Regions from separate parts of the Homo sapiens genome. Here region 2 is linked to region 1. A link is a contact called in ENCODE Hi-C or POLR2A ChIA-PET data. All regions are on one chromosome and are shown on one strand. The core of a region is the stretch at or near the end of the contact, and the rest is flanking DNA. Distances in the headings are between cores, read along the strand shown.

Region 1 (6,567 bases), core at 3,088-5,587:
TCTCAGTCTTATTTCCACACTTGCCAATTCAGAGCTGCCAAATACTTCTTAAAAATCATTAGAAGTGGCCGGGTGCAGTGGCTCACGCCTGTAATCCCAGCACTTTGGGAGGCCAAGGTGGTGGATCACGAGGTCACCATTCTGGCTAATGTGGTGAAACCCCGTCTCTACTAAAAATACAAAAAATTAGCCAGGCATGGTGGTGGGCGTCTCAAAAAATAAAAAAGAACCTCTGAAGACATTGGCCGGGTGTGGTGGCTCACACCTGTAATTGCAGCACTCTGGGAGGCCAAAGTGGGCAGATCACTTGAGGTCAGGATTTTAAAACCAGCTTGGTGCGTGGTGAAATCCCATCTCTACTAGAAATACAAAAATTAGTTGAGCGTGGTGGTTCGCACCTGTAATAGCAGCTACTTGGGAGGCTGAGGCAGGAGAATCACTAGAATCCTGGAGGCGGAGGTTGCAGTGAGCCAAGATTTGCACCACTGCACTCCAGCCTGGGCAACAGAGTGAGGCTCTGTCTCAAAAAAAAAAAAAAAAAAAAAACAAGGACCTCTGAAGACTTCTTGAAGGAGGGTGGGTCTCCTGGGGGACTAGCCTCATCTTGGAGGCATTGCAGAGGTCTCCTGGGCCCAGCCAGACCCCAGACATCTTGTTCCTTTGTGGAGTCTTCAAGGGAAGAGCTTTTGAAGCCATAAGGAAAGACTGGATTTTGAAGACAAAAGTAACTTTCCTCTTTTGAAGGCAGCATGGAGCCAAGGAAGCCTGTGGAGCCTGACATGAAGGCACAGGCTCTGAGCCTGGCATGTCCATCCACCCTCTGTTTATGATACCCTGGGCAGGGCCTAAGCCCTCCTGGGCCTCAGCTCCCCTCCTGTAAGTGGTGACAGACCTCACAGGGTTATTGGGCACTGACGTGGACAAAGTATCTGGAAGGAAGCAGTGCTGCGTAAGCGTCGTTATGACTATGGGGACTCAGCAGGACCTAGGCCAGGAGCAAGACCTAGAGTTGATGAGGGCCTGGGCTCCAGGAGTGGGCGGGGTGGGTGGGCGGCAGCTCTGCAGCCTGGCATGCTGGCCTCCCCGCCATGCGTCTTCCTTCTCCCTGCAGGCTCTGAGTCCCTGCCAGTCCCCTACTTCTGTCTCTCCCAGAGCTGCTACTCACAGATCCATCCTCAGAGGGAGCACTGGGCTCTGCCAGTTAATGCATGTGTCCTGCTGAGGCAGGGAAGAGCTCAAGGCTTTCCTGGTACTGTTTAAAAACATACTGGCAGGGTGAGGTGGCTCACGCCTGTAATTCCAGCACACTGGGGGGCCAAGACAGGCAGACATCTTGAGCCCAGGAGTTTGAGACCAACCTGGGCAACATGGTGAAACCCTGTCTCTACAAAAAATGCAAAAAATTACCTGGGCCAGGTGACATACACCTGTAGTCTCCACTACTCAGGAGGCTGAGGTGGGTGGATCACCTGAACCCAGGACGTTGAGGCTGCAGTGAGCCATGATCATGCCACTGCACTCCACTCTGGGTGACAGAGTGAGACCCTGTCTCAAAAGAAATAAATAAAATAAAAACATATTGTTCGATTTTAAATGCTAAACCATAATTGACACCTGAGCCTCAGGGCTAATGGAAAGTACAAAGTGCATGCTGGGCCACGGCCCTTACCTCCACTGAAGGAAGAGCCTTACACCAAGAAGGTAGGCCCTGCTGCTGCACCCTGGCTTCCCCGTTGCTGGGAGGCCTGTCTCCACACGCCACCCTCAGGCCCTCCTGCACAGTGGCTCATGGTGGCTGACACACTGTATTTGAGGGTGACAGTCCTTGCATCAACATCTGGACAGTGCTGAATGCTGTTTCAATCTCCTCTGCTGTGCCCTAAGCATCCGATCCCAACAGCCCTCACTTAGAGGAGTGCTCTGACCTATTCCACAGGCCCTCCGAGGGTGGCAGACATGCACCCAAATGAGTAGCTTAAGTCAGTAGGCCCGGTTCTTGCCCTTCCCCCACACATATCTTGCCCCTCCTACACCTTGACCCTGGACCTAAAGCAGCAGAACAGAGCTTAGAGGTCATCGGGTCTAAGCCCCACTCCTGTCTTCCAGAGCAGCCTCACACTCTCAGGATCTGTGTGGCTGTCAGGGACTGTGAGGGCCAACTGAGAATGCATGTGTGAATCTGGCTGTCACGACTTTAGTTGTGATTGTTTATTTATTTATTTGTTTGTTTATTTATTTATTTATTTAGTAGAGACAGGATTTTGCCATATTGCCCAGGCTGGTCTCAAACTCCTGGGCTCAAGCAATCTTCCCACCTCAGCCTCCTAAAGTGCTGGGATTACAGGCGTGAGGCACTGTGCCCGGCCTATGTGATTGTTTATTTCTTTAGCCCTCACCTCATTCTAAACTACAAAAATAAATAAAATAAATAAATAAATAAATAAGGTTTAAGGCAAGATTATTGTTATTACTGTTAATAGGACACCTGGGCCCTTTCCTCCTTCATGTCAACACTGAGTCTATGGAGTCCCTCCCCATCCCAGCCCCCATTCACCCCCATGGCCGCAGCTGCTGGGTTCTGCCTTGGCCACTCCTCCAAGTTCCTTCCATAAAGCTAGTAAAGCATCCAGGAGAGGGATGATGAGGGACCATGTGTAAATGGGAGAAACTTCATTAGGGTAAGGAAGGCATGGGAATCTGGAGGTGGGAAACCATGATGTGGCTGACACTGATGCCTGAAGTTATTGAAGGGTGCCTCAGCCCTCCTGGGAAGCAGCAGCTCAGTGTGTGTCTGTCCGTTTCCAAGGGAAAACCTGGTCCTCTCAATGAGGGGAAAGAGGAGATTCTGCAGCATGTGTGTCCCTGCCGGGCAAACTTTACAGCATCAGGCTCCAAAAGTAGAGCAGGGTGACCCTGGGGAGCCCTCCCTCCTTCCTCGGCCTGGGATGCCTGCCTGCTGCCTGTGCTGTCTCCTCTGTTCCCCTCTCCTTTCCTGGCTGGAACAGCTGCAGGACAGGGCCCCCCGGCAGCCATCATCCAGCCTTTCATCTCTATCCTTGTCTCCAGCCTTGCCAGCAACTTAAGCCTAATCATTGCACAATGAAAGGCTGTTTCTCTCAAATGGATGCAGACATCCTTAGCCTTCAGGGGCAGCCTCTTATTTTGCTCACAGATAAGGCTGTTTATTTTAAAGAAATACTATACTAATAACCCTCTTGACTTGACAAGGATCCTGGTTGCTATCTCTGTATTGATGGATTGATTGATTCATTCATTCAGTAAGCATTTACTGAGTGCCAGTTCGAGTGTGTGGGTGAGTCTTAGATTTACTGCCTCCTTGACATCATTCTTTAGAAAGAATTCTTTGACTCTAACTTTTGTTTGCTACCTCAGAATGTTCTGCCTATGCAAAGAACAGTTTCAAATCAACCTGGATTCGAGAGCTCATGAAACTGATCCTCAGCCTTCATTTTCAGCCTTTTCCTCAATCCTCCCCTGCACAGCCAGCTGGCTCAGCACTCTCCCCAGCAGGCCATGCGCTCAAGTGCTTTACCTTCAACATTTTCCCACTGAAGACCCAGCCTTCTCCTCTAGCCAAATTATGGTATGCTACGTAAAATTCCTTAGAATTCTATTTTAAGTGAATTTCACGTAAGTAAAGCCCATTGTTAATGTCATTGGAAAGGTTATTTTTAAATGAAGAGGTGTGCCATACCCTGCCAAATGTGATAATGTGTATAGTAGCACCTAGCACAGTGCCTGGTGCATTCTGGATAGACAGTAAATATGACCTGAATGAATGAAAGAATGGGCCTCACTGTCTGATGGGATGAGGCTCCCTGAGAAGGAGTGGGGAGTGGTGGCCTCTTTGAGGATGACCAGCAGGCTGTTAAGCAGAAGGCTCCTTCTAGAATTGTACTTTCCTGAGTACCTAGGACCAGCTTGGGGCCCCTCAGGCATCTGAATTTTTGGACCACTTTGGTTTATATAACCCACTTCTTATCCAGGTTCTGTCTCTTGACAGTTTTTGTTGTTGTTGTTGTTGTTTGTTTGTTTTCTAGGTCTCACTATGTTGCCCAGGCTGGTCTTGAACTCCTGGGCTCAAGCAGTCCTTCTGCCTCGGCCTCCAGAGTAGCTGGGACCACAGGTGCACCACACCCGACTTTGGCAGTTTTTTAACATCTCCCAAGTCTTTATTTTCTTGGTAAAATGGTTTAATAATTGGTATATATACTCATAACTAGTACACAGACTAACACAGTGTGCATGTATACCACCATCAGTGTCATCTGCACCTTTTGTCTCACTGACTCATGGTAAGACACGGAGCGCTCCACGAGGGGACGCCATGTGTGGAGATGCTGGAGTCTAAGGGTATTGTGATTGGGCAATGGTAAGAACTCCGGGTCCCTAAGTCCATTCCTGCTGCTACAACAAAACACCTTAGAGAGTAATTTATAAATAGCCATTTCCTTTTCACCGTGCTGGAGGCTGGAAGTCCACCATCAAGGTGTCAGCAGTGAGGGGGGCCTGTTCCTCACAGATGGGGGCTTCTTGATGGGTGCTGGCTGACTCAGCACAGATGGGGGCTCTGATGTGGCAGGGGTGGGGTAGAGACGGGAACGCTCTGCAGAAGGAGCGGAAGGGAGGAAACAGCTTCCTCCAGCCTTCTTATAAGGTTATCAGCCCCGTTCCCCTTACGACGGAATCACTTCCCTGGAGGCCCCCTCTTACTACTGTTGCACCGGGGACTGGGCTTCAATCAGTAGCAGCAGGGGATGCGCGCTCAGACCCAGCAGTCGGCTCTGCCCGCCTCGCCGGGCTGCACCGAGTCCGCGGGTCTCTAGCGCACGGCCTGGCCCCACGTGCGGCGAGGAGGGCGCAGTGAAGTTCTGCTGTGTGCACCCCCTGCAGCTCGGCCGGGAAGCGCCCGCTGGAGGAACGGAGAGCGCCGCTTCAGCGTCGGCCACGTGGGCCGGGCTCTGCCGGTGGCAACCTGGACGCGCTGCGGGCGCCGGCGAGACCTGCGCCAACGCCTACCTCCGGGCCACAGGCGGGATAAAGCTGCCCCACTTTGCCCCCAGCGAAGAGAACCCTCCTTCCTCTAAGTATTTTCTTCAGCAACTAAGCTTTTCTGTTTGCTCAATTTCTTGTCCCGTGAGCGCTACCACCCACCCCCCGCCACCTTCTTCCCCTCCCCCCACATCCGTTCACTCTCTTTGACCTTTTGCCAAAACTCTGAACGCTCGCTGCCCTCCCTCCCATTTCCTCACCGCGTTTCAGGAGCTGTAAGTTCTTGGTGTTCAAACCCCCTACGGTTACGTAAACAGAACTCTGCAGTTATCTTCTTTCCCTTTCTTCGGAGCTTTGTTTTCAAGTTCATTAGAGACTTCCTGTGGGTGTAATTACCGCTCTGCAGTTTTGAGCGCTGCCCACCTTCCCCCTGTTTTGTTAAAAATGTCATAGATCTTTGGAGATTTCTTTCACTTCTAAAGTTATTACCTGTCTGCCTGCACATCAATCTTGTTGATTTTATTTCAGGGCATTTTCCGGAGTGAACTTCTGCATAGCGATTTTTTTTGTCCCTCCCCACCCCCTCTTTGTTTTGCAGGAAGGTGAAATAAGACAGAAGAAAAGGGTTAGAACTTTAGAACTCCAGGACCCAACCTCAGTCCTTTCAAGCACCGTCTGCAAACAGATGCTGTGCTAGACTCAGCACCCTGTCTGGTGAAACTGCTCCTTGGGGTGACATCGGTCGAATGTGTGAGAGGCTTCAGCGGATGCCCTGACTTTTACACCATGGAAGGGCTTTCTCCTCACTCTCCATTCTTCATCCCACTCCATCCATGCGCTTTCTCCCCTCCCCATGGGGTGGGGTGGGGGAGTCTTTCCTCCAGCTGAGAGCAGAGGCCTTGGCCAACTAGATGTGTCTTCTGGGATTTCACAGTCGGGCCACCTCTCACCTCTTGCACAGGCTGGTGGGTTAAATGAAACTCCTGTAGCAACTCACAGAGCATTTGATTTAAAGCTAAGATTTATAGGAACTCACAAGTCAGAATGGAACAATAATTTCCCTCCGGTTGCACTGCCACTACTGAGGAGCAATCGCCTAATTCCACACAGAGTTTGCTGATTCTGTGGGCCTAACAGAGAACTCCAGATGGGCAACTAGGAGCTAAGAAGTGCATCCTATGTCACCAGGAGCTAATTTTCCCTGGATTTTCAAAGAGGCCTCATATTTGACCCATGTCATGGCAGGGTGAAATATAAGTCCTTCCTGAACCCTTGGAAGCTGAACGTTGTGGACATCAGCCATGGGAAATACATTTCCTTTAAACTGATCACCAGGCCTTAGTATGATCCATGCCTTGAGTGGACAGAGACCTTTCATGTTTGGTCATTACTCAGCCAGACACTTCTCTGAGAGGTGATGACTTCCCTAGGAAGGAATAACAAAGCCCCTTTCAGGCTGTTGATGGGCCCTGTCCACTTTAATTTTGCATTCAGCCTCGCTCATTTCTGTGAGCTGAGATTTTGATTATTCTGATTTCCACGACTCCTTTTGTG
Region 2 (6,196 bases), core at 372-2,871, 220 kb after region 1:
AAAACATGAAGAAAATCACATTTTTCTTCTGTTAGCATTTTATAGACTTCTTCACTCCACTCCAGACCTTTGGATGTCTGACCTGAGGACAATCAATATGTTTTTCTAGAGTTTTTAGCACGCAGCAGCATAGTGGCTTAGAGTGCAGACCAAGGAGTCAGTGCCATAATTTTCTACCTGTATAATCCTGTGCAAGTTGGCCTCTCTGTGCCTCAGTTTCCCCATCTGTAAAATGGGGGCAGCACATTCCTCATTGGACTGTTGGGGAGGTTAAATGGATTAATGCTGTAAAGTACTTAGAATAGGGCCTGACACATTGCATGTAAATGTTACCAGCCTCGTTCAGCTTTGCCTCTGACACTGAGCTGATGTACCTGGGTCTGGCAATACAACATTGTAGATGCTGATTAAAACTTGAGGCACATGTGAAGAAACCATGACTATTCCCATGACCCCGTGAGAAGGTTGGTCAAATAGTTTCTTTGTCTTCTGCTGGGTTTCACTTCCTGCTGTCTCAGCTGTACCCCCTAATGTTGGTGTGTGGTTGTCTCTTTCTGTGCCAGCCGCTCCCATGAGAGGAGCCTCTCATTGCCGGGACTTTAGTGGCTCGGGACAGTGCCCCATGAGCGCTCCAGTTAAGCCAACAGATGGGTACTTCTAGGCTGGAGGCACTGCCTCGCCAGGGCAGTATCTGCTCTCTGTGGATGTCCGAATTCTCACGGGTGGGCTCAGCGAGACAGTACGCTCCATGTGACCCACTCTGGTCTCAAAAGCTAGAAAAATGCTCTGGAAGGATATTGAACACCTATGTGGGGCTCTGTGGTTCAGGTTAGGTTACTCCATTAGATCATTTGTATCTGGAAAGAACAGGGATGGCTCCAACACTGTACAAGCCTGCAGTCCTCCTAAGGCTAAAAGACACAAGGTGGTACCCGTGTCATGGTGGTGGGAGGTTAAAGATTAGTGTTTGTGTGTGTGTGTCTGTGTGTGTACATGTGCACGTGTGCAACTCTTGCTTTGTGTGTGTGGCATTTCACTTTCCTAATCAATTTAGGCAACCTGTTGGGGCTTCGGAATAGTGCATCTAGGTTGGAAGTATCTCCCAGTGAATGGGTCACACTGTCACACTGGGCTTCCAGCAGACCCCATACCACCCACCGGTGAAACTTGAGTAAAGCTACTCTAAGAATACAGAGCATTGGAGAAGTGCTTTATTCGGTTAACTTTACCACCACCAGGGAATGTCTGGGTTGTTCTCAATGATCAGTATGAAGGTCTGTGGGGTTGTGGACACATTCAGGGTTGGACTGGGGTTCGTATTAGTCAGCCGACTGGGTATCTTTATTCACAGAAGAGGCAAAATTAGCAAATAACCCCATCAAAATCATCTTGATAGTTGTTCTCACCAAGGTTGCTATCACCTCTATAATTATGAAAATGTTTTATGAGGTAGGCTTGGGAATTTGAACACCTTTTGAGAACTGTTGGGAACAACCTTCTCAGTTAAGTAAAGAAACTACTTACCAGAAAACATGTGGAGGACACTGGGGTGATAATTCATGGTCATTTCCGATAAGCTACTTCTAGGGCCAGAATCTCTGCTGAATCTCAGCTTCCTGATTTAATGAAGACAAGGAAATGAAACCGCCCTGCCGACTGTTTGTGCTTTTAATAGGCCGAGTTTTCAGAAAGAGAAGACAGTTAAATTAGTTTTCCTTTTTGCCCTTTTCATTCTCCCTGCTTCTGTCCTGCAGATCAAGGCCTTTGAAAGGAAGGGGAAGAGGAAGTGTTTTCTTGCTTAGTGAATAGGATGCACCTGTCCCCTGAGGAAGATTCCCTGTGTGTGCTTGTATGTAAATGTACATACTCTCTTACTGTCCTCTTTTTCCTCCTCACAAATGTAAGCCTGTATGTGCTTCATATTAATACTTGGCATTCCCATGAGCCTGCAAAGTCTGGAGGGAGAGGCCAGGCCCGTGCTTCTGGCCGCTGTGACCCAGCACCTGGCGGAGGCCCTCACTGAGTCCTGTCCCCTGAGTGGAGGTGAAAGGTAGACAAGGAAGACCCCACAGTTGGAGAGCCTGCCATGGACAGGTCGCGCATTGTTTCACTTGGGCCTGGTTGAGCGTATTACTGGGAGTGGGGGAAGTTGACGCTGTGACGTAGTCCTGGGGCGAGCTTGGAAGGTGCTCTGGGCTTGTCAGTTGACAGTGTGTCATTAGGGATATGAGCGGCAATGCGATGTCCTCCCCTGCAAGGAAGGAGATGTTTCAGACTTACCATTGACTGAAACAGGGAGACGAGTGCTCTCTCATGGAAACAGGGGAGATTTGAGATCAGTCACAAACACTTACCAAGGCCCAGGTTCAGTCCACTCCTGGAGCTTTGAGGGGCTAGTGTGTAAAGGGCACAGAAGCCCTTTTGCTAGGTGCACTGGCCTGAGAGCTTCGAGGGGATTTGCCAATGGGATTGTGCCACAATTTTTATTACTTTTTCCCTAGTCTTCGTGGTCTAAGTTTTGTTTTCTCAATCTTTCTTTTCTCATCTTCCTTGTGTGGAGTTAACTTTTAATCAGGGAAAGGGAATACATCGAGCTATTGATGAATGAATCACTGGAGAAAACAGTGAAGTGGGATTTTTATTTCAGGGTCTCTTAGGTGGCAGTGCCGGGTGACAGGTGGGGGTGTCCCTTGTCTTCCATTGTCCCGGAGACTAACCATCAGCCTCTACCTAATTGAATGGCATTTTTATGTGTTTTTCATGAACGGTGGTGGATGGAGATGTGTGGAGGACTAGCAGCTCTTCATGCTGGAGGGAGTTATTCCGCCTCTGCTCTCAGACAGCCTGTGACCAGGCACGGGTCACATTGCTGCCCTGGACTTGCACTGTATGGCATTTGAATGTCATGTAGGGGCACCGTGTATTTCAGTGGCTGTGTCTAGGCAGCCCGAAAGCCACTGAATCCCTCATGTCCACTCTGCAGCCGACATTCACTCAGCATCCTGGAAAAGTGCCCACTGGGGCAGGAGCTTCTCTTGCTCATGTGGACATGACGGTAAGTCCTTCTTGGAGAGGCAGCATCAAGTCATGTTGTTCGTTCTGTGGCCAGGAGGTACAAAGTCAGCTGTTTCTGCTTTTAAGTGATGTGGGCTTAAGGAAGAGGGAAGGAGGAATGAAGGAAAGAAAGGAATTGAGGAGGGAATGAAAGAAGGAGAGGGAGGGAGGGAGAGGAAGGGAAGGAGGGAGAGGAAGGGAAGGAGGGAAGGAAGGGAGGAAGGGACGGAGGGAGGGAGGAAGAAGCCCCATGGCTTTCTTGTAAATAGCAGCTGCCCTGAAGTCTGTGAAGGGCACACCAAGAGTCTGGCTGGGAGGTTGTCAGCTAGGAAACTGTGGCCCAAGTTCGTGGTGAGTGAGGAGTTACTTTCTTCCCTTGACCACTGGAGCAGGATAGACTCTGCCTGCCACCCATCCCATGAAGAAGACTTTCCTTCTGAGTGCCTTGGTTTGCGCTTCAGGGAAGCCACTGACACGTTCATTACCTGTTTCCTGAAGTAGACAGTTAGAGCTCCCTGTCTCAGTGTCCAAAAAAACCAAGGGGCCCCAAGTGCAGAAACAAGGGCTGAAAATGTATGTTTTACGGACAGGAGACAGCCAGCCTGTTTAAGTGGAGGCTTTTTTGGAAACCCCACTTTCCCAGTGAGTCACAGTAAACACAGACAGAGCACACTGCTTCTCTGACACCAGGGCCAGGGCTGTCCTGGGCTCAGAATGAATTAGACCAGCTTGCCTTTTGTGTTCACCATTCTAGCATTTCTTTCCCTGCTTGATTGTCACCACATGTGCACACACATACCCACATACCTGTGCACACATGTACACTTTCTTATTTGCTGACCCTCACAGCCCTGCCATCCCTGGGCTACCAGGCAGACTTTCTGATCTGGAGCTTAACCGGCCCAGACATTGGAAACACCAAGCAACTGGTAGCTGGTAAGACTTTTACCCCATCAACGAGGCTTACGAAAGAGTAAACTTACCTTAATAATGCCTAGTGGCCAGGTTTCCAGGAGTGGGGGACAGCCTGGCGCTGTTTGTAGGGGCTGAAGGGAATGTTTACTGAGGGGATCCTGATGCAGTGGCCGCTGTGACAGCCAGTCAGGAGGTCTTGTCCCCATTCTAAAGAGCGAGAAACTGCAGAGTTGAGAGGACCACAAACCCTAGTGCAGCCGGGTTTTCTGCAGGGGTCTCTACAGCTCAGAGCCTCTAGGCTTTGTCACCTCCTGGGTATTGGAGGCTTCCTCGGGCCCTCAGCACAGCCCACACCTACCAGGGCCAATCCAATCATGTAGGCTGGCCAGGGCGGTGAGCCTCCGAACAATGTATGGGTGGTGCCACCAATCCTTGTCCTCACTAGGAATCCAGTCAGTCATCCCGCAATTCCCCAGGCCGGGCCACAGCTGGCTGTGCTCCTAACATCCCTGCACTGACCAGCAGGTCACCGGTACCTCTAGGAGCCTGACTGTGTGGCAGCCGTGTCTGAGTGATGACTGCCAGAAAGTTCTGGTTTGTTATTCAGACATATAATACGTGCTGCTTTGAAGACAGTGGCCTGCACTGCTGTTGTCCTTCCTAATAGGGGTAGGGTCTTGCCAGGTCAGAGCAGGACCCATCCAGGGGCAGTGACCTGTGCTGATGTCCTTGGCTGTGCTGGATTTGACGAGAACACTCTGTGGTCAGGGGTTTTGCCTTTCAGCTCGAGCTGCAGAGAGACCCTCTCTGTCCTGCTGCTTCCCCAGATTCTGCCCACGGGGCATCCGCATGCCCTCTCTAGCTGGGTGAACTATGTGGGGTCAGCTCACTGTGTAGGCTGCCTCGGGAAGGAGGGAGAGCCTTGTGCTGCCAGGGCCCTAGTTTCCATTTGGCTTCATCAGAGAGTTTCTGACACATACCTACTGCCAGATCACATGTAATAGCTGCAACATGCCACGCGGCTTGTGGCTGAAGTTACTTACAAAAGCCGGGTTGAGGAATCCATAAAGTGTAGGCTTCTCTGGCCTTCATGGGTCGGATTAAAGGGTGTCCTGGCCCTGAGGAGCACCCAGACCTGCAGCTGCTGCTGGCTCCTGAACAACTGGCTCTGAGTGTGCAGAGGCCTGGCTCTGACAGTTGAGCCTACCTGAAGCCCTCTGAGACCACCATCCAGAGCCGGAGGCATCCTACATACCTGCATGCAAGGGGAGGCTGGGCCTCCAGGTCTACTCTGTTGTGATTTCTGCTGGGTTGTGTGACGGTGGTGCATTGGCTATTGTGGGCCTGTTGGTGGACTAGAGTCCTTGATTTTCCTTCTGTGCAAAGTCAGGACTCTCCGGGGCCCTTCATGCCTTAACATCCCAAGAGGCTTGTTTTGTTATTTTCTTCCACAATGCCCTGGAGTTACCATGTTTGGGCGGCATGTTATTTATGGAGAAGTTGGTGACAGGGAGACCCTGATGTAACTTGAATTGTGATAATGTCTATACTTGCTCTCACGGCCTACGGAAGAAGAATTTGTTTTTCTTGATTTGGTTCTTTTCACTTCTTTTTCTTCATGGAGGCTTCACGTAGGTGCATGTGGAGGGAGCTTTATTCAGACAAGTTTCCTTGACATCTCTGGGAGGTCTCTGTTTGTCTGGCTCTGAGAGCATCTGGTGTTTGGACAGCCTCTGGGCCGGGCGCTGTGGGGATGGCTCTGGAAACTGTCAGTCATGTGTGTGCTACACCGTGCACAACAGGGGCTCTGCAGATGATATCCATGTTCTCAGACGCCCAGGGGTTTTCTTTGCTTAGGTTCTCTTTTCTTCTCCGGCCAGAGATATCTTTTCCAAGTAGTAATTGTAATTTTTTTGGTGGAGGGTTATTTGTGATGTTTATCTCAACCCTGGGAATACCTTTTTGAGAGTAGAGAGGCTCTCTGGGATCTTTTCATTTTCTAAATTCTCAGTGTATTTAGGGAATAAATGCATTCCCGAGACTTTCCTGGCGGCTGTTGATAAGCCTGCAGTGCACTACTGATGGTTGGCAGCCCTGTGATTTACCGTCCTCTCCCTAGTGGAAAACCATGCAAACTGACGCCTAAACCCAAGGCGCCATGCACAGTCACTGCTGATCCCAAGTGCTAGGCAAGGCCCAGGTGAGGTGAGTGAGGGAGACCTGTGAC

Evidence for each region. Hi-C counts contacts between places; a loop is a spot of excess contacts on that map. ChIA-PET counts read pairs that join two places held with the same protein, here RNA polymerase II (POLR2A). Pooled maps may share reads with other maps.
Region 2: a pooled map shows a loop between it and region 1 (2.5-fold over the local background). The contact joins two enhancer-like sites. A Hi-C loop is called at or near these places in 2 of 50 pooled maps. POLR2A ChIA-PET finds 5 or more read pairs at or near these places in 2 of 52 experiments (OCI-LY7 and RWPE1).

The regions. Positions count from the first base shown.
Region 1 is chr2:109,026,719-109,033,285 of GRCh38, forward strand. It overlaps a transcript of RANBP2 not described here. Among named protein-coding and RNA genes, the nearest start is that of EDAR, 41 kb to the left of the region's middle. Within about 2 kb of position 4,338, at least 9 of the 41 ENCODE cell types and tissues checked have a DNase peak (open chromatin) inside an H3K27ac peak, as active enhancers do.
Region 2 is chr2:109,254,155-109,260,350 of GRCh38, forward strand. The region is part of intron 1 of SH3RF3 (SH3 domain containing ring finger 3); the gene reads left to right. It also overlaps a transcript of RANBP2 not described here. Among named protein-coding and RNA genes, the nearest start is that of MIR4266, 56 kb to the right of the region's middle. RefSeq lists enhancers at 345-634, 5,841-6,196. Within about 2 kb of position 1,622, at least 5 of the 41 ENCODE cell types and tissues checked have a DNase peak (open chromatin) inside an H3K27ac peak, as active enhancers do.